Linked DNA regions of Homo sapiens: region 2 is linked to region 1. A link is an interaction called in ENCODE POLR2A ChIA-PET data of the cell type or tissue named here. Cell type or tissue: OCI-LY7. All regions are shown on one strand. Each heading gives the region's core, and the rest is flanking DNA. Links, peaks and the distances in the headings are about the cores only. Region 1 overlaps APOL5 (apolipoprotein L5). Region 2 overlaps RBFOX2 (RNA binding fox-1 homolog 2).

What was found. Peaks named below come from ENCODE experiments on the same cell type or tissue, not always from the same donor. Only the 100,000 strongest peaks of a DNase experiment are listed, where the experiment ranks them.
Region 2: POLR2A ChIA-PET joins it to region 1 with 5 read pairs; 5 of 35 experiments call an interaction of 5 or more read pairs at or near these places.

Annotation. Positions count from the first base shown.
Region 1 is chr22:35,729,250-35,739,739 of GRCh38, forward strand. It overlaps APOL5 (apolipoprotein L5), which reads left to right. Exons shown (of 5, transcript NM_030642.1): 5 at 105-234. It overlaps RBFOX2 (RNA binding fox-1 homolog 2), which reads right to left. Exons shown (of 14, transcript NM_001349999.2): 14 at 9,487-10,490. Among named protein-coding and RNA genes, the nearest start is that of APOL5, 17 kb to the left of the region's middle. In OCI-LY7, for the core only: no CTCF peak of the experiment used is centred there; no DNase peak of the experiment used is centred there; H3K27ac peaks cover 329 bases.
Region 2 is chr22:35,848,163-35,858,652 of GRCh38, forward strand. The region is part of intron 2 of RBFOX2 (RNA binding fox-1 homolog 2); the gene reads right to left. Among named protein-coding and RNA genes, the nearest start is that of APOL5, 140 kb to the left of the region's middle. In OCI-LY7, for the core only: no CTCF peak of the experiment used is centred there; no DNase peak of the experiment used is centred there.

The sequences.
Region 1 (10,490 bases), core at 3,580-7,579:
CAGCCCTGTAATATGTGGGAGCTCAAGTGAACCCACTGTGGGATCCCTAAGATGCTGCAGAAGTGAGTAAACTATTTCCTTTCTTTTTTTTTTTTATACCCTAGTTGGTCACCCTGTCACCACTGAACCTTGATTTAACAGAGGCAAAATGCAAGTCTTCCCTGAAGAATACTGGGGGTAGGGAAACTTCTAGTGGCAATGATAAAACCAGCAGCAATGATAATAGAAGGCAAACTTGCAATGGTCTGTGGTAACCCCTGGGGACTCCAGAAATACCTGGGGTGGAAGATAAATTTGCAAGAGACCAGGCTTTTTTGTGTGTACAGATGGAATTGGAGGCCAAGAAGACCTACGTGTTCATGTTAATTAAGACTGGAGCCGGGACACATTCCAAACTCATGGATTTTCCAAATTGTATGTAACTACATAGTACCTTTATAATGAAAATGAAAAAAGTTTTAAACTATCACCTGCCACTCCTCCCCCTCTTCCCTCCTGTCATCTGTCATGACTCTGCAAGTCAACACCTTTGCATGGAGACTGTTGCTCAAGCTAAGATCCATTCTCCATTTCCAGGGCCCTGCAATGACAAGTTAATGATTTGAGAAAAGCTGTTATTGAGAGAAAACTATCCCTTTACTGTAGCATAATTTATAATCATGAAAAATATGGAGCCATTAAAATGTTCTAACACTAGGGAACTGGTTACATACAAAATATTCATCCACTTGATAAAACACTACATAGCTGTCAGAAATGATGCTCACTCAATGACTGGGTTAACGTGGAAAATGTTGATTGTATTATTAGGTGGAAAAGAGCAAGGACTTTCTTACCTTTTACCTAAGGGGAAACACATCTCTCAAACTTGTGTGTAGGAAAACAAAACCCCTTAAAGGAATACAGCAAGGTCACAATGCAGCTGTTTATTTAGAGGTAAATTTGGTGATTCCTTCCCCTCTTCTTTCTGCCTTTCTGTGTTTTTCAAGTTTTCAGTTATGCACATTACAGTTTTATAAAATAGAAGGAATATAGATAATAAATATTTACATCAAATCTAAAATAAAATGTTTAAAAAGAGGACAAACTCAGCCGGGTGCGGAGGCTCACGTCTGTAATCCCAGCACTTTGGGAAGCCGAGGTGGGCAGATTACGAGATCAGGAGATTGAGACCAGCCTGGCCAACGTGGTGAAACTCCATCTCTACTAAAAAATACAAAAAATTAGCTGGGTGTGGTGGCGGGTGCCTGTAGTCCCAGCTACTCACGAGGCTGAGGCAGGAGAATCGCTTGAACCCAGGAGGTAGAGGTTGCAGTGAGCCGAGATCGTGCCACTGCACTCCAACCTGGCAACAGAGGGAGACTCCATCTCAAAAGAAAAAAAAAAAAGAGGTTGGGCGCGGTGGCTCACGCCTGTAATCCCAGCACTTTGGGAGGCCGAGGCAGGCAGATCACGAGGTCAGGAGATTGAGACCATCCTGGCTAACACGGTGGAACACTGTCTCTACTAAAAATACAAAAAATGAGCTGGGCGTCATGGCGGGCACCTGTAGTCCCAGCTACTCGGGAGGCTGAGGCAGGAGAATCGCTTGAACCCGGGAGGCAGAGGCTGCAGTGAGCTGAGGTCGCGCCACTGCAGTCCAGCCTGGGTGACAGAGCAAGGCTCTGTCTCGAAACAACAACAACAACCAAAAAGGACAACCTCATAGTCAGCGGGTCTTCATTTATTAATAGCTTTGTTAGTTGCTTGAGTGCATGCAGACTCCTTCTCATCACAGAACAAGGCAACAGTGGAAGAATGGGTGTTTCCACAGAAGACCACCCCATGGTTGTTAGCAATGGCTGGAAAGCGTAGGGAGCCTCCAGCCCATCTGTCCATCCACCCATCCATCCATCCAAAACCAAAAAGGCATTGTTCTAGGCACTGGGGAAAAGCAGTAAACAAAATGAATCCTGCCTTCACGAAGTTTTCATTCTCAAGGTGGAGGCAGGGGAACACGGAAAAGAAACACAGTAAATCAGTGTTACGGTGTATTATAAAGTAATGAGTGTTGGGGAGAAAAATAAGTTTGGGAAGGAGTTATACAGAATTGTTGGATGGGGCAGGAGCACAGTTTCAAATAGGATCATCGGGGCATGCCTCTCTGAGAGGCTGATCTTCCAGCAAAGACGTGAAGGAGGTGAGGGTGTCTGGGAGAAGAGCATTCCAGATGGAGGGAGCAGCAAGGGCAAACACCTGCTTGCGACGTTCAGGGGGCCGCAGGTGGGGCGCCGTGCCGGGAACAGAGGGAGGCGGGGGAATGGGAAGGGAGGGTAGGAGAGGAGGCTGGAGAGAGAGCTGGAGGCCAAAAGTGCAGGGTCTTAGAGCTACAGTAAGGATTTGGGCTTGTACTCTGAGTGAGGCGGGGACACATGGGGGATTTCAGGCAGTGGAGTTACCTAATGGCTTAGATTTTAGGAGGATCACTCTGGCTGCTGTGCTGAGAGGAGACCGCAAGACAAGGCGATGCCAGGGATATCTGTTAGCAAATGTTGGAAACAACCCTCTGGAGAGGGGATGGTGACCTGAACCAGTGTGGTGGCAACAGAGGTGGTGAGAAGTGGTCAGATTTTGGATCTGTTCTGAAGGGAGAGCCCACAGGATTTGTTCATGGACTGGACCTGTGGTGTGAGGGAAAGAAGAGCCAGGATAACGGGGGGTTGTGGCCTGAGCAACTGGCGGGATGGAGCTGTTGGCACCTGAAATGGACAGGTGGGAGCCGGAGTGGGGTGAGAGCAAGGTGCTCAGGATGGACGTGTCACGTTTGTGATGCCCAAAGACACATGCAAGGGGAGGTGCTGAGTAGGTGATGAGATCCATGCATCCGATTCAAGATGTGGGGTCTCCAACAACAAATTAGTCGGAGATACAAATTTGTAAATAGATGGTATGTAAAACCGTAAGAGTGGGTAAGATTATCAAAAGAGTGAACACAGGTCCGAGAAATATGTCGAAGGCCAGCCCCTGGGCACCCCAGCTTGAAGAGAATGTGGAGAGCGGGGGAACCCTCAAAGGAGACTGAGAAGGAAGCAGCCACTGAGGGAAGAGGGGCACCAGGAGTGGGTGTCCAGGAAACCAAGTGAGGAAAGCCTGAAAGTGCAGAAGTGATACACCAGACCAGTGCTGCGGACAGGTCAAGGACAGGAGAATCGATCTGATTTAGCAACATGAAGACCACTGATGGCCTCGATGAGAGCAGTTATGGTGAAGTGGCTGACGACAAAAAGCCTGAATGGAGAAGTTTTAAAAGAAGGCAGAAAGAGGCTGGGCGCGGTGGCTCACGCCTGTAATCCCAGCACTTTGGGAGGCCGAGCTGGGCGGATCATTTGAGGTCAGGAGTTCGAGACCAGCCTGGCCAACATGGTGAAACGCTGTTTCTACTAAAAATACAAAATTTAACCAGGTGTGGTGGCAGGCGCCTGTAATCCCAGCTACTTGGGAGGCTGAGGCGGGAGAATCCCTTGAACCCAAGAGGCGGAGGTTGCAGTGAGCCAAGATTGCGCCACTGCACTCCAGCCTGGGCCACAGAGCAAGACTCTGTCTCAAAAAAAAAAAAAAAAAAAGAAAGAAAAAAGAAAAAAAAGCAGAAAGTACAGTGTTTTGGAGGGGTTTTGCTGGAGGAAGAAGTGAGGTCAGAAAAGGGAAAAAAATTAAAGATGGAAGAAATACTAGCATGGTTCTGTGCTGATGGGGATGATCCAATAAGGAAGAGAGGGTGGAGGAAACTCCCGGGGAATGTCCCCCACCCTTTCAGCTCCCAGTGCCCGTGTTGGATGCAGCCTGCACTGGAACCCTGTCTCCAGACCTGACATCCTGGCGGTACCATCCCAGCTCCATCCCACTTCCCAAGCAGCCTCTGCAGCATGGTTTTTAGAGATACATGGCAACGTACCAATAAAATCTGATATATGACATTCTGTAGGTAAGTTCTCCTTTTCACACCAGGAGCTCAGCGTGGATGTGTTAAGAATACCCTCCTAGGGAAACTCCTGCTGTATCCCCGACCAGCCACAAGATTCATTTCAGGCAGGGCGCAGTGGCTCATGCCTATAATCCCAACACTTTGGGAGTCCGAGGCGGAAGGATCGCTTGAGCTCAGGAGTTGCCCAGCTGGTCTCAGACACGGTGAAAGCCCATCTCTTTTAAAAATACAAAAATTAGCCAGGTGTGGTGGTGCATGCCTGTGGTCCCAGCTACTCAGGAGGCTGAGGTAGGAGGATCGCTTGAGCCTAGGAGGTTCAGGCTGCAGTGAGCTGAGATTGCACCACTGCACTCCAGCCTGCCCAGAAACTCCTTGATCCCTGTTCCCCTCCCCGACAAAAAGGGAAGAAGAAATATTCACTGAAAGTTTGCTATGCATTAGGAACTCTGCTAAGTGTTTTCCCAACTTTACCAAATGACAGATGGCAAATAGTTTTGGAAAACTTAGCACTTTCTAGACACTGTGCTGAGTACTTTACACGTCCTGTCTTATCTCATCCTTGCAAAACACTGCTACAGTAGGAACATTTATTGACTGAAGTTTATAGACAAGGACTCTAGGGTGCAGAGCTGTTAAGTATTAATAAGTTGCTCAAGGTCATCCACCTAGCAGGTGGCAAATCTGAGTTAGAACCCTTCAACTCTTGGTTCCTTGCTCTTAACAATTAGCCTGCACTGCCTTGGTTATCCTGAGGTCGCACCACTAAAGCACGGAAGGGCTGAAATTCACACATGCCTGTGCTTGTAGGCCTAAGGGAGAAATTTGAAGTTTGAGCCTGAGCAAGTGTTGCCAATGCTGGCAACACTTACTCTTAAAATGATTTGGAGATTAATATTTTCCACACACACACATCAAAATTAATAGTTACATTCAGTCTGCACTTGGCAGGGATTTTTCACAAGCATTGATCCAAATTCTCCCAGATTTGTGTAAGGCAAGGGTCAGCAGTGCGTGGGCCAAACCAGGCCTACCACCTGTTTCTTAAAGTTTTATTGGAAGATTACCAGGTCCTCCACTGATTGTCTGCAGCTGCTTTTGTGCTACAGTGGCCAAGTTGAGAAGCTGTGACAGAGACCGAAAGGCCTGTGCAACCTAAAATATTTACCATCTGGTGACATTCAGAAACAGCGGGTTGACCCCTGGTCCAAAGCATTCAAGACAAGCAACTTTTGAGTATCTAGAATTCTGGCTTTCAAAATGAGAAATTGCTGTCTGTGAGCCGGGAAACCAATTTCCGAACCTAGAAGGAACCAGGGGGCGATGGTGTTTCTGTGAGAGCACTTTGCACACTTGCCTCCTTTCTGTCACAGGGCCAGGCAGCCCTCAAGCGAGTAAGGTGAAAGGTTGGAGGTAGGTTCAGTGCTGACCTCAAGAGAGGCCTGGCGCTGGGCAGTCTACCCTGTCCCTCCCCACAGAGCTCACTGCCTCACTTTCCACCTGGCCTCTTTCTCCTCCCGCAGACCAGTTCTCTCTGCACTACTCATCGGCTTACCCGTGGATCCAGGCTCAGAAAACATTCCACCTGTGTGAAACTGTGCAAGACCCACGGATCCAGGCTCAGAAAACTTGCCACCTGTGTGAAACTGTGCAAGACCCGTGGATCCAGGCTCAGAAAACATTCCACCTGTGTGAAACTGTGCAAGACCCACGGATCCAGGCTCAGAAAACTTGCCACCTGTGTGAAACTGTGCAAGACCCGTGGATCCAGGCTCAGAAAACATTCCACCTGTGTGAAACTGTGCAAGACCCACGGATCCAGGCTCAGAAAGCATTCCACCTGTGTGAAACTGTGCGAGACCCACGGATCCAGGCTCAGAAAGCATTCCACCTGTCTGAAACTGTGCGAGACCCACGGATCCAGGCTCAGAAAGCATTCCACCTGTCTGAAACTGTGCGAGACCCGCGGATCCAGGCTCAGAAAGCATTCCACCTGTGTGAAACTGTGCGAGACCCGCGGATCCAGGCTCAGAAAGCATTCCACCTGTGTGAAACTGTGCGAGACCCGCGGATCCAGGCTCAGAAAGCATTCCACCATGCCCAGCTAATTTTTGTATTTTTAGTAGAAACAGGGTTTCACTATGTTGGCCAGGCTGGTCTTGAACTCCTGACCTCAGGAGATCCACCCCCACCTCACCTCCCAAAGTGCTGGGATTACAGGCGTGAGCCACTGCGTCTGGCCAGCTTCTGTTATTTAAAAATTACTCAGTTTATGGTATTTTGTTATCAGCTCAAATGGACTAGACAGGAACATAGGTTTTGAGTAGAAAAAGGGTTTATTTCAAGCATATTGAATTTTAGAAGCCTGTGGGGCTGCAGCTGGACGTGAGTCTAGACTCTAGGAAAGCTTTATGAACTCCAGTTTGGATTTAAGAGTCATTAGCTTACAGGCAGAAATGGGTCTCAACAGTGATCTTTTCAGTGGAGTATGGGAAGAAGTTGGCCTACAACTGAGCCCTAGAGGAATAACAAGATTTAAAAGAGAGCTGGAGGAAGAGGAGCCTACAAGAGGCAGAGAGGCAGCCAGAGACAGGAGTGCAGTGCTGGCTCTGATTTCTGTGGGGTTTCCACAAGAGCAGCACTTAGAAACACTAGCAGTCAGAGGTTAAAGGCATACACTTGGGAGCAACTGCCTGGGTTTGGATCCTGGTTCTGCAACTTCCTACTTATGTGACTTTGAGAAAGTTAGTTAATCTCTCTATGCGTCCAGCTTCATCTTTTAACAGAGGAATAACAATACTGTCAGGTATAGGCTTTGATTTCTCCTTCCTTAGAAGCTGATGCATTAGCCTGTTATTGTTTCACGGATATTGGTGGAAGACACACGACTCGGTGAGAGGCAAAGGACTTTATTACTCACAGTGCAGCAGGCAGCATGAGCACCAGCATATGGAACAGTTCCATGAGCCCCCGAGTCCCACAGGCCTGGATAGATGTGGCGCAGGTAGTAGGTTTGCGCTGCAGCTGAGGAGCACTGAGCTTAGGGGATCCACCTCTTTTATAACAGGTAGTAAGCAAGCTTGCTGTTTGTCCTGAGGGGATACAAGTTTTCTTGCTGCAAACACAACCCCCAGAAATGGCCTGGGGAAGGGGCAATCCAGGTTTTGCATGCTTGTCAAACCCAGCAGGAAGGCAGGAGCAGGAGCTGCAGACAGAAGTGCCTCAGGGGGCACCCGCCTCACAGAGCTGCTGGGAAGATGAAAGGAGTGAAAATGGGCAAGTGCCACCAACAGCGCTCCACACTCATGTCCACTGTTGTTACTAGGGGTGGCAATGTGGAGGAAGGCAGGGCTGAAAAGTGCATCATTTACATCCAAAATGGAAAGCAGTAATTCAACAAATAGGTACTGAATGCTTACAATGCACCAGGCAAATGGAGATACAGCAGCCAACAGAACAAAGTCTTTGACCTCCAGGTGCCTGCATTTTAGTACAGAAAGACAGACACCAAATAAACTACCAGGGGAGCACATTGTACAGGGCCTTGTAGACCAAAATAAGGACTTGGAACTGGCTACGGGATGGGAAGCCAAAGAAGTTTGCACAAAAGCACGTCACAATCCGATTGAACAGGCTGTCGAGAGAACAAACTTCGGCGATGGAGAGCTGTCGGAGAAAAGGTGGAGGCAAGGAGACCAGTTTAGGAGATAAGACGAGGCCGGGCAAGGACGTGCCAGCTTGGAGTGGGTGGTGGTGGTGAGGTACTCGCTCACTTTGGCCTGTCACAGTCCAACACACAAGGGAAGCAGCCTTGGGAACACTCAGCAGTCAAGCAGGTGAACAGAGGAGCATCCGTTCACTGTCATCCTCAGGGGCTGCTTCCAGGTACTGGAGGTAGAAGGCAGGCAGCCACAGGGTGAAGATCAAGTAATTGGAGTCAGCCGGTAGAAACTTATTCCAGAAGTTTGCCACAAAAGAAACAACTTAGGGCCAGGTGTGGTGGCTCACACCTATAATTCTAGCACTTTGGGAGGCCGAGGCGGGTGAATCTTTGAGGTCAAGAGTTTGAGACCAGCCTGACCAACATGGTGAAACTCCGTCTCTACCAAAAATACAAAAATTAGCCAGGCTTGGTGGTGCATTCCTATAATCCCGGCTACTCACGAGGCTGACGAAAGAGAATTGCTTGAACCTGGGAGGCAGAGGTTGCAGTGAGTCGAGATAGCACCACTGCACTGCAGCCTGGGCAACAGAGTGAGACCCTGTCTCAAAAAAAAAAAAAAAAAAAAAAAAAAAAAAGAGTACAAGGAATAACTTGAGATTTTCCAATTTTTTTTTTAACTTAAGATCTAAGCACGCTTAAGTGCCAAAGGGACTATTGAGAGGAAGAGGCAAACCAGGCAAGGGAGGAAACTGAAGCAAAGCACCGAGCAGGTGGGAAAGGCTGGGATGCAGAGCACAGGTGTGGGGTTCACGGTGATGTGAAGAATGCCTCTAATAGAACGAGAGAGAAGGGGAAAGACACCCTGTGTGGAATTCAAGTAGGCTTGTAGATCTGGTAGGGAAACTTCATTCAGGGAGACTATGTCTGACAACCTCCATATTCTGTGAAATAGGAAGCATGATGATCTCATATGGTGAAGTGAAGGGAGTTAGAGATTTATGGATTATGGAGAATTTCAGAGATTTGGGAATTATTGGCTGAGAAACGAAACAAATGCAGCAAGGGATGGGTTTCAGCACAGGTAAGAAAGAAAAGAGGCCAGGTGTGCTGGCTCATGCCTGTAATGCCAGCACTTTGGGAGGCTGAGGTGGGAGGATCACTTGAGGCCAGGAGTTCGAGACCAGCCTGGGCAACACAGTGTAGCCCCATCTCTACAAAAAATGTTGCCGGGTGTGGTGGCGTGCACCTGTAGTTCCAGCTTCTCGGGAGGCTGAGGTGGGAGGATCACTTGAGCCCAGGAGTTTGAGGCTACAGTGAGCCTTGATCACACCACTGCACTCCAGCCTGGGCGACACAGTGAGACCCTGTCTCAAGGGGAAAAAAAGAAAAGAAACAGGGAGGAAAGGGCTAGGCAGGACATATTTTCTATGGCTGAACAAAAAGTGAAGGAGCCTGGGTGGCAGCCGGAGAGCCAGGGGCAGCAGGGACAGAGGAGGCAAGGCAGGGAAATAACACTTTGATAAGGTCAAGTGGGGCCACAGCCCCTGGCAAGGACAGTGTCTGTGGTACAGTAAAGGCAGCAGTTGAATCTAGGGGAGGGTGGACGGTGAAGAAGTGAAGCTGAAAGATTTCAGAAGCAGCTTTTGGACAGACTGGAGTTCACAGCTGGGGAAGCTGAGAGCAGCTGACACACGCTTACCTTCTGGCTTCTCATCACCATTTAGAACGTCTCACCTTAGAACGCCTGGCACTTTTCCTTCTTGTCCCCCCCGCCCCCCGCTTAAAAAGTCAAATCCAAGTGGTATCTTTGGAGCCTCAGGCAGAGGCAACAGGGAACGAGGATTAATACACACAGCCCAAAGAATGGTGTTTCTCTCTTTTATTTAAAAACAGTGCTTCATTACCATGTGCAAAGGCTGAGGCAGTGCTCCTCCTTCGCTTAGAGTTTATAAAAGCCAGCAACATGATCAATAATTTATACACATGGAGAGTAATACAAAAAAATAAGGAATAAAAGCTAAAGATCTAACTACTCCGACCTTCACAATTCCAGCTACTTGATAATAATAGGAGTAACCCAATGAATACTGTATGGTCTGAAAGCTACTATACAATATGATTCTTAACGAGAAGGGAAGGGAATTAGAGACTGTCACAAAGCCCTGGGATGCTTCTCTGGAGTTAGCAGGGAAACAGGACCCTGGGCAAGCAGCTCGGGTGTCCTAGGAAGTGATTCTGGGGGAGGACGGGAGGGGAGAGAGAAGGCTAGGTGGTCGATTACACAAGCATCCCATGTAATGCCCCCATGCCCCAAAGGTACCTGTTTTGCCATGGCAATGGGAGGGGCTGGAGGAACAGCATGTTGCATGTAGGGATGGTCCGGTCCCTGCCATGGGGAGTGGGGAGAAGAGGAGAGGTTCTGTGGCATTTTGAGCCTTGCAAAGATTTGGACTGAAAAGCTCAGAGACTCAGGTAGGTCAGCCTGTCAGGGACAAGTACACTCCACCGGCTCTCTTCTCGCTTTGCAGCCCTAGCTTACGCGTGTCAGCCCCAGGTTTGCTCCAGCTATTCACAAGCAGAATATAACACAAGAAAAACAATTCATATCCCTTAGGGAAAAAAGAGGATCAATTCATCACTCAATATATAATACAGCCAAAATGAGCTGCCAAAACAAGCACACACACAAATACTGTGAACAGAAAAATACAAGAAAATGACTAAGCTGGGAGTCTTGACGGGGTATGGACATTGCTTAAAGCACTTATCAGTCCCCAGAAAAACCAAACCAAAAACATTTTTTAAAAATTCAGAAACTCATGTACCCCCTGGGAAACTGGTGTTGGTAACAAAGGGCAGGGGGTGGGG
Region 2 (10,490 bases), core at 3,189-7,188, 120 kb after region 1:
TTCACAGATGTTTCTCATTGAAAGCACATTAATATTTACTTGTAAAAAGACCTGGTTCTAATCTAGTCTCATAACACTTCCAGCCTTAAGCTGTTACAAAGCCCAAGCTATTGTTTTATGTCAGTAGAGATACAGTTCATAGATAAGTGAAATCCACAAATATATCAAAACCTCATTATCGTAAATATAAAATACTCTTAATTTGAATAATCCAAAATAACAGAAACAGTTATATCATTAATATAAAACATATAATATAGACCTCTATTAGAATATAGTTAAAGAGAAACATAATCACAGCCACTGCCATATGATTGCAATATTGATAGCTTTAGACTTGAATGAAAGCTGTAAGTTTACTCCAGAGAGCTTACCCAACAGGCCCAATCCAAAATAGCTTGGGCCTTTAGGCCCAAAATACCTAATAAGATGTACTAGTTAGTCCATTATTTCTTTTAACTCTATGCATTCCGGTCCAACCTGCAACATAGGTGCTAATTATTAGAGAAATGGCTATTTGAAAGAAAAAAATAATTAAAGGAACATGAAAACAAACTAAAACAAACTGACAGACCAAGTAGTATCTTTAATTCAGAATTAATTGTATTAACTGTATTTATTTTCTTATTCTAGGTTTCCATCACAATATTTCAAAAAATCATGATAGCTCAGAGGTCATCTGGCCCAACTCCTTCATTTTATATACAACAAAACTAAAGTCAAGAAAAATTGAAGTTATTTGAGCATGAACATGGTGGTGGTTAACTCTATTGCTGGAACCAGAATCCAGGACTCCTAACTTCAATTTTTCTTACTATAAGATATTCAGAAATATGCTTGGCAATGACCTAACATTTTCTGATTCTAAATTTCAACAAGTTAACAAATAAGATGTTACTAATGTCATCACAAAATAGTCTAAAACGTTAGACTAAAAATAGTCTTAGTGGGGAAAGATGCCCTCTACTTTATATATTACCTTTCTGGAAAATACAACATTTGGAAACTGCCAACTGTGCCTCTCATCTGCTCAAAACAAAGCCTAAAGTTTATCATAATATGATGGGTTTTTTACATTACATTTATATTGTCCAGCCCACCTGGTTCAAAACACACACACACACATACACACACAAACACACACACACACACACACACACACACACACACAGACACACAGAATCTCTCCAAAGTTTCAGAACTTCTAGGGGTGAATGCCAACCACCTTTGTCTGGCCGCCAATACTATAAATTAAATCCTCTTATTACAGTAAATTAGCAAAAAGCACTGGGAAAGCTAGGCTCTGAATGGTACCGGGTCAAAAGACAGAAAGCCTTGTAGGCATTTCATTCCACCATAAAGCTTCACATAAATCAAACAGTATCTAGAAATTATAACCCTTAGCTTACCTGGACAACAGGATATTGATAATCCATACAATATACACCATACATAGCAAAAGGGAAAAAATCTTCAGATAAGGACAGTACAAAAAGTGTCTAAGTTTTTGCCTTGTTTGCGCTGGCTGTCCTGTCCAAAGGAACTAGGTAGCACCAAAAAAATCCTTCGCTGACCTCCAGTCTACGCAGATAGGTATGCTGGCTCAGCTGATGAAGTCGGAGCTTGGTTGAGACCAGGCCTCCACCCCAACAGGATTTGACAATACACAGAAGAGATGTTCAGAAAAAAGCAAAAAGCTTTGAGTTACTAGTTACAGACTGAAAACTACACTGGAGATTTGCTGTTACTGTTGGTTTTTAAATTGACAACTCAACCAGAAACTCAAGAGGCAGAGAATGACAGCCAGGGAAGGGAACACAGGCTCCTCACACTGGCACACAAACACGGTAGGAAGTCTAAGGTATCCAGGAGCCAAAATAATATATATGTTCCAGGCTTTAAGTGCGTCAGAGAATACTCCCAATCCAGGACACAGAAAGGCAGATGGGACTGGTATTACTACTCTATTCTTTCTTGGGCGGGGAGCATGTACCCGTGTGCACGCATGCGCATTCTCTGTCTCTCTCTCATACACACACACACACACACACACACACACACACACACACACACCCTTCTCACTGTCTCCGGCAGAGACAGGTGTTAGGATTAACAGTATAAAACCTTTCTGCCACGGAAAGGAATGGGAGAAAAAAGTCACACTGATACACGCAGTAAGGGGATCCCTTTCATGACACTGTATGTTTTTGTATCATTTAACACCTCCCTCGCTGTGCTTTAACAGAGGTTAGGACAGCTGGCAGGATCAGCACTAGAAAAGAAGAAAGTGGCCCCAACTCTGAGGCAACATGAGTCCACTGGAGGCCTCCAGATATGCAGGGTACACTTGCTCAGCTGTTCCAGTCAAACTTGGAAGGATTAACTCCGGCTGTCTGCAAAAAGGTGGGGGTGGAAAGGTCTTTTCAGAAAAGCCAGTTGCTTTTCTCCTTTTAGGGAGCTGCTATACCCACCCTGCCATTATATACAAATACACATGTGCACACATATTTCTATAACAGATATTAAAAGCAGTAACAAACATGGACAGGTGTTAGGTTTGTCTGACAAAGCACAATAGGTTCAAGAGTTGGCTTTCAGAGCCTAAATGGCCCATCAAAAATCAGAAAACTGCTAAGTAATCCTTAGAAAAAGGACACAGAGTGAGCAGAAAGTGAAAATTAATGTTTATTAAAAGACAAACCAGTTGTAACTATTGATCCTACGAAATCTTCTATTTGGAACAAGCATTCAAAATTTCAAAATGGTAAATAATTCTAAATAAGTTTCAGGGGCTATGACGTCCCTAATCGTGGAGAGCCAGTAATATTGTAACATGCTTTTGGATGATTAAACCATGAGGATTAAATGCAACTGTGAGGGCATCTGTGAGAATTTAAGTATTACCATGCCCTCCATGCCCCGCCCCCATCAGTGTAATTCTTCTCCTTTTACGGTCACTGTAATTTATTTTAGGATTGTTCAGAAGAAACAGATTTTTAAGAGTCAAAATGGCTATAGCATATTTTGATGGTATTCTTGGTTAAACATTTACCTGAACTCAGTTCTAACAGATTAGGAGGACCACTATACTCGATTATCTTCAATTTGCTGGTACTGATTCTATGTGCATTACACATGAAGAACAAGAATAAATCTATTCAGTATAATTAATAAAACATTTATTGAACATCTATTGCAGACAAAATATTGTACTAAGCCCTGGAGAAATGAACACAGTTCTGTTGTCAATGAATTCACAGTTTATGGGAGAAATAGATAAGGACACAGGCAAAGCCAAAAAGCAAAACAATGCTACAGCACAAAACTAAATATTGTAAGCAACTTCTCATACATGGAAAAACATTTTTTAAAAATTACTCTTGGCCGGGTGGTGTGGCTCACACCTGTAATCCCAACACTTTGGGAGGCTGAGGCAGGGGGATCACTTGAGGTCAGGAGTTCGAGACCAGCCTGGCTAACATGGCAAAACCCTGTCTCTATTAAAAATACAAAAATTAGCTGGGCGTGGTGGCATGCACCCTGTAATCCCAGCTACTTGGGAGGCTGAGGCAGGAGAATTGCTTGAACCCAGGAGGCGAAGGCTCACCACCGCAGCCGAGATCCCGCCACTGCACTCCAGCCTGGGCAACAGAGCAAAACTCCATCTCAAAAAAAAAAAAAAAAGTTGCTCTTAATACACAGTTTTATAGTCTCTCTCACCATTAGAACTATAAAACCCTACTTTGTCAATTCTTAACAGAGATTATCAAAGCCTCATAACATTTCAGATGTGCTTTGCCATACCTTAAGGGATTATAATATACAGTCAGCCCTCCTTATCCTTGGGTTACACATTTGTGAATTCAACCAACTGCAAACAAAATATTTGTGAAAAGCAATAAAAAAAACCCAATACTGTATAATAACAAAAATATAATACAAATTTTAAAGACAATAGTTATAATAATTATTTACATAGCATTTACATTGTTTTGGAAATTATAATTTAGAGATAATTTAAAGTCTACAAGAGGATGAACATAGGTTATATGCAAATACTACACCATTTTATATAAGAAACTTGAGCATCTGCCAATTTTGGTATCTGCAGGGGTGTGAGAGGGTGTATCCTGGTACCAATCTCCCACAGATATGAGAGGACTATATATTCTAACAGTCTCCTGTATAGGTATTAAAATGGTAATTAAGAAATAACAAAAGACTGGGTACAGCAGCATGTGCCTGTAGTCCCAGCTACTAGGGAGGATCATTTGGGCCAGGAGTTCAAGTCTAGCCTGGGCAACATAGTGACACCTTTCTTTTTAAAAAAAAAAAAAAAAAAAGAATGTTTCTGCAATAAAACCTTATGCTAAATTTCCTCTTCTAATCAAATCAAATAATTATTAATCCTTCTTCCTCCCTGTACACTTCTGTCATTTCATACATAGCAGTACAGCAGGATGGGCCACATATACACTTATAAGCTAGTATCTTAAATCACTATTAAATCTCCTAAGATTCTTCTTGATATGAAGACTGGAAAATGATGATATGTCTTATACATCATAAAAGGCTGTAATAATGAACTATGACTGACTAACTTAAACTTCAAGAGTTAACCCAGTTCAATATTTGGTGACTTAATTATAGAGGAAATTCCCAGATGCTGTTGTATTTAAGATGAAAGACTGTAATTCAAATCCTAAAACAACTGACATAATTTAAGCATGAAAGTGATCCCCAAATGTTATTGAAGGCCTAGTCAATTTCCAGAGAAAGATTTAAATTCTTCTAGACTATACATACAAGGTGAAAAGATACGACTGATGCATTATTAAATGAAAAAAATTGCCAGGCACAGTGGCTCATGCCTGTAATCCCAGCACTTTGGAAGGCCAAGGCGAGCGGATCACCTAAGGTCAGGAGTTTGAGACCAGCCTGGCCAACATGACGAAACTCCATCTCTACTAAAAATACAAAAATTAGCCGGGCGTGGTGGTGGGTGCCTGTAATCCCAGCTACTCAGGAGGCTCAGGTGGCAGAATCATCTAAACCTGGGAGGCTGAGGTTGCAGTGACCCGAGATCGTACCACTGCACTCCAGCCTGGGCAACAAAGTGAGCCTCTGTCTAAAAAAAAAAAAAAAAGAAAGAAAGAAAAATATTATGTTGTTTAATAATGTGTTATAGTTCTATATTTGTAAATGAAATTATATAGGGGTATGCATGCATGTATGAATCTATGTGTACATCAATCAATAAATTATGTATGTAATTAGACTTTGAAAAGCAGTGCTCCAAATAAAATGAAAAAACTAAAAAATTTATTGTGTAATTAGTTAAGCTTTTATTAAGTCACATATAAGTTAGACATGTATGTATATGTATACACATATACGTAATGTATTGGTTGACATACACACCAATATATGCCATATGTCCACACATTATATATACACATACCATTATATGCCATACATATACATATATATACACACGTGTGTGTGTGTGTGTGTGTGTGTGTGTGTGTGTGTGTGTGTGTGTAGCCATTAAGACAAAACTAGTACCTCCAGGCGGTGGAATGGGGTGGTGGCTGGTTTTCGCTTACTAATTTAGAGATAAATTTCCAATCGTTCATACACATTTAAATTAGCATTAACTGCTCCTATAATTTGTTAAAAGTTTAAAGGAACCAAAACAGATTTTACTTTCAATACAAGTACTTTAAAAATTATTAATATTCCCATGGTCTCTGATTTATATGACTAGGCCAGGCACGGTGGCTCACGCCTGTAATCTCAGCACTTTGGGAGGCCAAGGCAGGTGGATCACCTGAGGTCAGGTGTTCGAGACCAGCCTGACCAATGTGGTGAAACCCCTTCTCTGTTAAAAATACAAAAAATTAGCCAGGCATGGTGGTGCATGACTGTAATCCCAGCTACCTAGGAGGCTGAAGCTGGAGAACTGCTTGAATCTGGGAGGCGGAGGTTGCAGTGAGCCGAGACTGTGCCACTGCACTCCAGCCTGGGCAACGAAAGCAAAACTCTGTCTCTAATAATAATAATAATAATAATACGACCACATTTGCTTTACCTAACATAATGTGATAACTATAAACTCTCATTTAAGACTAGAGGATATAGGCTGGAAGCAGTGGCTCATGCCTATAATCCCAGCACTCTGGGAAGCTGAGTCAGGAGGATTGCTTGAGGCCTGGAGTTTGAGACCAGCCTGGTCAACATATTAAGACCCTGCCTATAGCCCCGCCCCAAAAAAATTAGCTGGGTATGGTGGCACACAGCATGTGCCTATACTCCCACCTACTTCGGAGGCTGAGGTGGGAGAATCACATAAACCCAGGAGGTCAAGGTTACAGTGAGTTATGATCATGCCACTGTACTCTAGCCTGGGCAACACAGCAAGACCCTGTCTCTTGAAAAAAAAAAAGACTAGAGGATATACACAATAAAGAATCTTAATCTTTAGATATATGATTAAGATATCTCACCTAGGTTCTGCTGAAACCATGCCCAGGTATAGCTTAAATCATCAGCTCTTCAGAAAAATGTCAAAATAATGTAATATTTGAATTATAACTCTTATACTTTATCTTGCCTTTTACCCATTTCTTTCTGTAAAATTTTTTTAATTGCTATAATTTGAAGACTAATAACTTAGTCAAACCAAAATTTGAAATAATACTGATGGAAAAAAAAAGGAGAATCTTTTACCTATAAGACAAAACACACTACAAAAAATCAAATTATAAACTTGAAAGGTTTCTCTCTCTTTTCTTGATATGGTCTTTCTTCAGAATAATGTAGCCTCAGTTATTAACAGAAAGAAATTCCATGCATGGATCAATAGCTCAACATCATTCTTTCAGTATTTTTCCCATTTATCAAAATGATTTTAAAAATAGAAACAAAAAATGAAAATATTTTCAACTCAGAAATTACTCCTGAGTCCCCTCCCTCATCAGAAAAGACTGGGTATTTCCTTAAAATTTTAAATAATATATTTACTCAAAAATTCTAGAAATAAAAAGACTAATTTTCCACAATAAACTCAAGAGTTATTGGCTGATGATGCCAATCTATTCCACTTTCAAGTTTACACTCTACAATATTATGGATGCTTTTATAGTATTAAAGTTCATGTGTCCTGATCAATAAAAAACATGAATTCAGAAAATAGTCCTTCATGTATATTTCCATACATCTCTTTAGCAAAGACATGCAATACCAATTCACTTTTTTTTTCTGAGACGGGGTCTCACTCTGTCACCCAGGTTGGAGTGCTATGGCACAATCTCAGCTCACTGCAACCTCTGCCTTCTAGGTTCAAGGATCCTCCCACTTCAACCTCCCAAGTAGATGGAACTACAGGCGCATGTCATGGCTCCTGGCTAATTTTTTCAACTTTTTTTGTAGACATGGAGCTTTGCCATGTTGCCCAGGCTGGTCTTCAACTCCTGAGTTCAGGCGATCCACCTGCCTCAGCCTCCCAAAGTGCTGGGATTATGGGTGTGAGCCAGCATGCCCAGCCCCAATTCATTTTTCAACATAAGTTTTAACACTTGGGTCGGGCACAGTGGGTCACACCTGTAATCCCAGCCCACTGGGAGGCTCAGGCAGGCGGACTGCCTAAGTCAAAGAGTTCAAGACCAGCCTGGGCAACATGGCAAAGCTCCATCTCTACCCAGGCCTGGTGGCACATGCCTGTAGTCCCAGGTACTCGGGAGGCTGAGGTGGGAAGACTGCTTAAGCCTAGGAGGTGGAGGTTGCAGTGAGCTGAGATTGTGCCACTGAACTCGAGCCTAGGAGACAGAGTGAGACTCTGTCTCAGGAAGAAAAAAAAAAAAAGTTTCAACACTTAGCACACTTAGAATGTCTGTTGAACAGAAATTTAATGATATCAGGGAGAAACAGACCTAGACTTAGAAACAGACCTAGTTATTCAAAATCTAGACCTAGAAATAGACCTCGTATTTAAGAGTGAGATATTTAGAAATTATCATGAGATTTGTAAGGTTTAAGTTTTGCTAAGGATAAGGTAAATCAGTCTCATGCCAGAGGACATGGTTGATGATGCTGTAGTGTTATCTGTACACCGACATACAACCCTTGGGATCTCAAGACTTAGCAAGCACTGGTTAAGTTCAGTCAATCAAATTAACCAGAAAATATTTAAGATTCTTTTCCTCCTCTCCTATTCTCTCATTCCTGTTTTCTTCTCTCTTTTTCTTTCCCTTCTGCCCATGCCACAATCCTGCCAAATGTTTAAGGATATTAGCTATGCCTCAGGGTAGAATGCTTTAGCAAAGATTGCCGAGATTTCTGCCTGAGGTATAAATTTGGTTTTAGTCACAGTATTCTTAGAAGGTTCCAAAGATTCTATATTACCCTGTGCACCAGGGTAAGACAGAACTTCAAAAAGAGATAGGTCAGTTCTAGAGGCCAGGAGGGGAAAAAAAAAAAAAAAGAGCAAAAGAGCTAGGGCTTGAGCTGGAAGGATGAGGATGGGACAGGGGGTGGAGGAGGAAGATATATATGCAGGCAAAATATGTCATTAGAAATATGCAACACTGGGCCAGGCACGGTGGCTCACACCTGTAATCCTAGCACTTTGGGAGGCTGAGGCGGGTGGATTGCCTGAACTCAGGAGTTTGAGACCAGCTTGGGCAACACGGTGAAACCCATCTCTACTAAAATACAAAAAATTAGCCAGGCGTGGCCACGTGCGCCTGTAATCCCAACTACTCGGGAGGTTGAGGCAGGAGAATTGCCTGAACCCGGGAGGCAGAGGTTGCAGTGAGCCGAGATTGCACCACTGCACTCCAGCATGGGTGACAGAGCGAGACTCCGTCTCCAAAAGGAAAAAAAGAGAAAGAAATATGCAAGACTGACTGACTAAGGGATTGTGTGACCAGTTTACTTGACTATGGGTAGGTGGTGGCAAATGACAAGAAAAGTAGGTAGGTTCACTATGGAAGGACTAGGACATCCTGCTACGTATTTCAGATCTGATCTTTAAAGATTGAGCAAGAGGAAAAGAGTGCTACATAAATAACGTTTTGTGAAAATGGCTCTGGTGGCTGCAGGTAAGAATGAAAAAGGGAACAACCTAAAGGTGGGGAAACCAATTAGCAGCTACCATTACAAGAGGTTACAGATGACTAATGCAAAAAATACATATTAGCAGTAGGAATAAAGAAGGTATAGATATATAAGAGATGACGAAGACAACATCCACAGTAATTGAAGACTGTCCACATGTAGGGTATAAGAGAAAGGTTCTAATTCTAGCTAACTAGCCAAATAAGAATAACACTGCTAATACAGACAAATCTGAAGCATAAACTGGTTTGAAGTAATGGTAGAGAAGGTATAACAGGTACTCGGGGTTGAAGGTACAGCTAGAGGAGAGGTCAGGGTTAGACACGAAGATCAAAGAGAAAAGGAGAAATAGCCATGGCCATAATGGGGTTGAGATTCCTCTCCCACACTGATGCAGTCTGTAACATTTATTATACATCAACCATGTACTCCAAAAAAAGAAAAGTAGAGACAAAAGAAAAATGGGAGGTGGAGGGGAGACACAGACAGATAGAAGGCAAAGGCTGAAAATAGAACCTTGAGGAATCCTTGCTTCAAGAAGGCAGAAATAGAAACAGAGGATAAAAAGATTAAGCATAATCGTGTACTATTCACAAAAGCCAGGAATACAGAGGACATCTGTTTCTTTTCTTCGATCTCACATCCTTTATACTAGGGAAGGTATTTCATAAATTGATATCAGAGGTGAATATATAACAATGCCAAGTAGAAATCTAGAAAGGTTAAAGAAAATGAGAATTTAGAAATAAATGACTGAATTTAGCAAACAAGAGTTAAAGAGTTTTCAGAGCACTGTTTTAGTAATATGAGTAAAAAGAATGGTAGCAAACCTGATAAACTCATGGTCAGAATGAAAAATAGACAAAATGCCTGCATATAAATTTTAACAAACTTTCTATTGGGATACTTGATTTCCAAGTGGCAATAAAGTACAAAACCAATTATTGATACATTCAACTACCCACAGTTGCCTCTATCAAGGAGAATTTTTACTTTATTTTGTTTGGTTTTGGCCTCTGTGCCTTTGATCATGTTTTCTTACCCATTTCAAAATGCCCAAATCTTAAAAATGCTACCTTAAATGCCATCTGCTCCACAAAGCTCTTCCTGATTACCTCCAACTAGAAGTGATTTCTCTTTCCTCTGAACTTATATGGCATTCTCTATTTGTTTTTAGACATACTTATTTTATTGATTAGATGAATTCTCTAAGGATAGAACCTGTCCATCCATCTTCCTATTTCTCACAAATAATTAAGCTAAAGGCCAGGCACGGTGGCTCAGGCCTGTAATCCCAGCACTTTAGGAAGTCGAGGTGGGTGGATCATTTGAAGTCAGGAGTTCAAGACCAGCCTGGCCAACACGGTGAAACC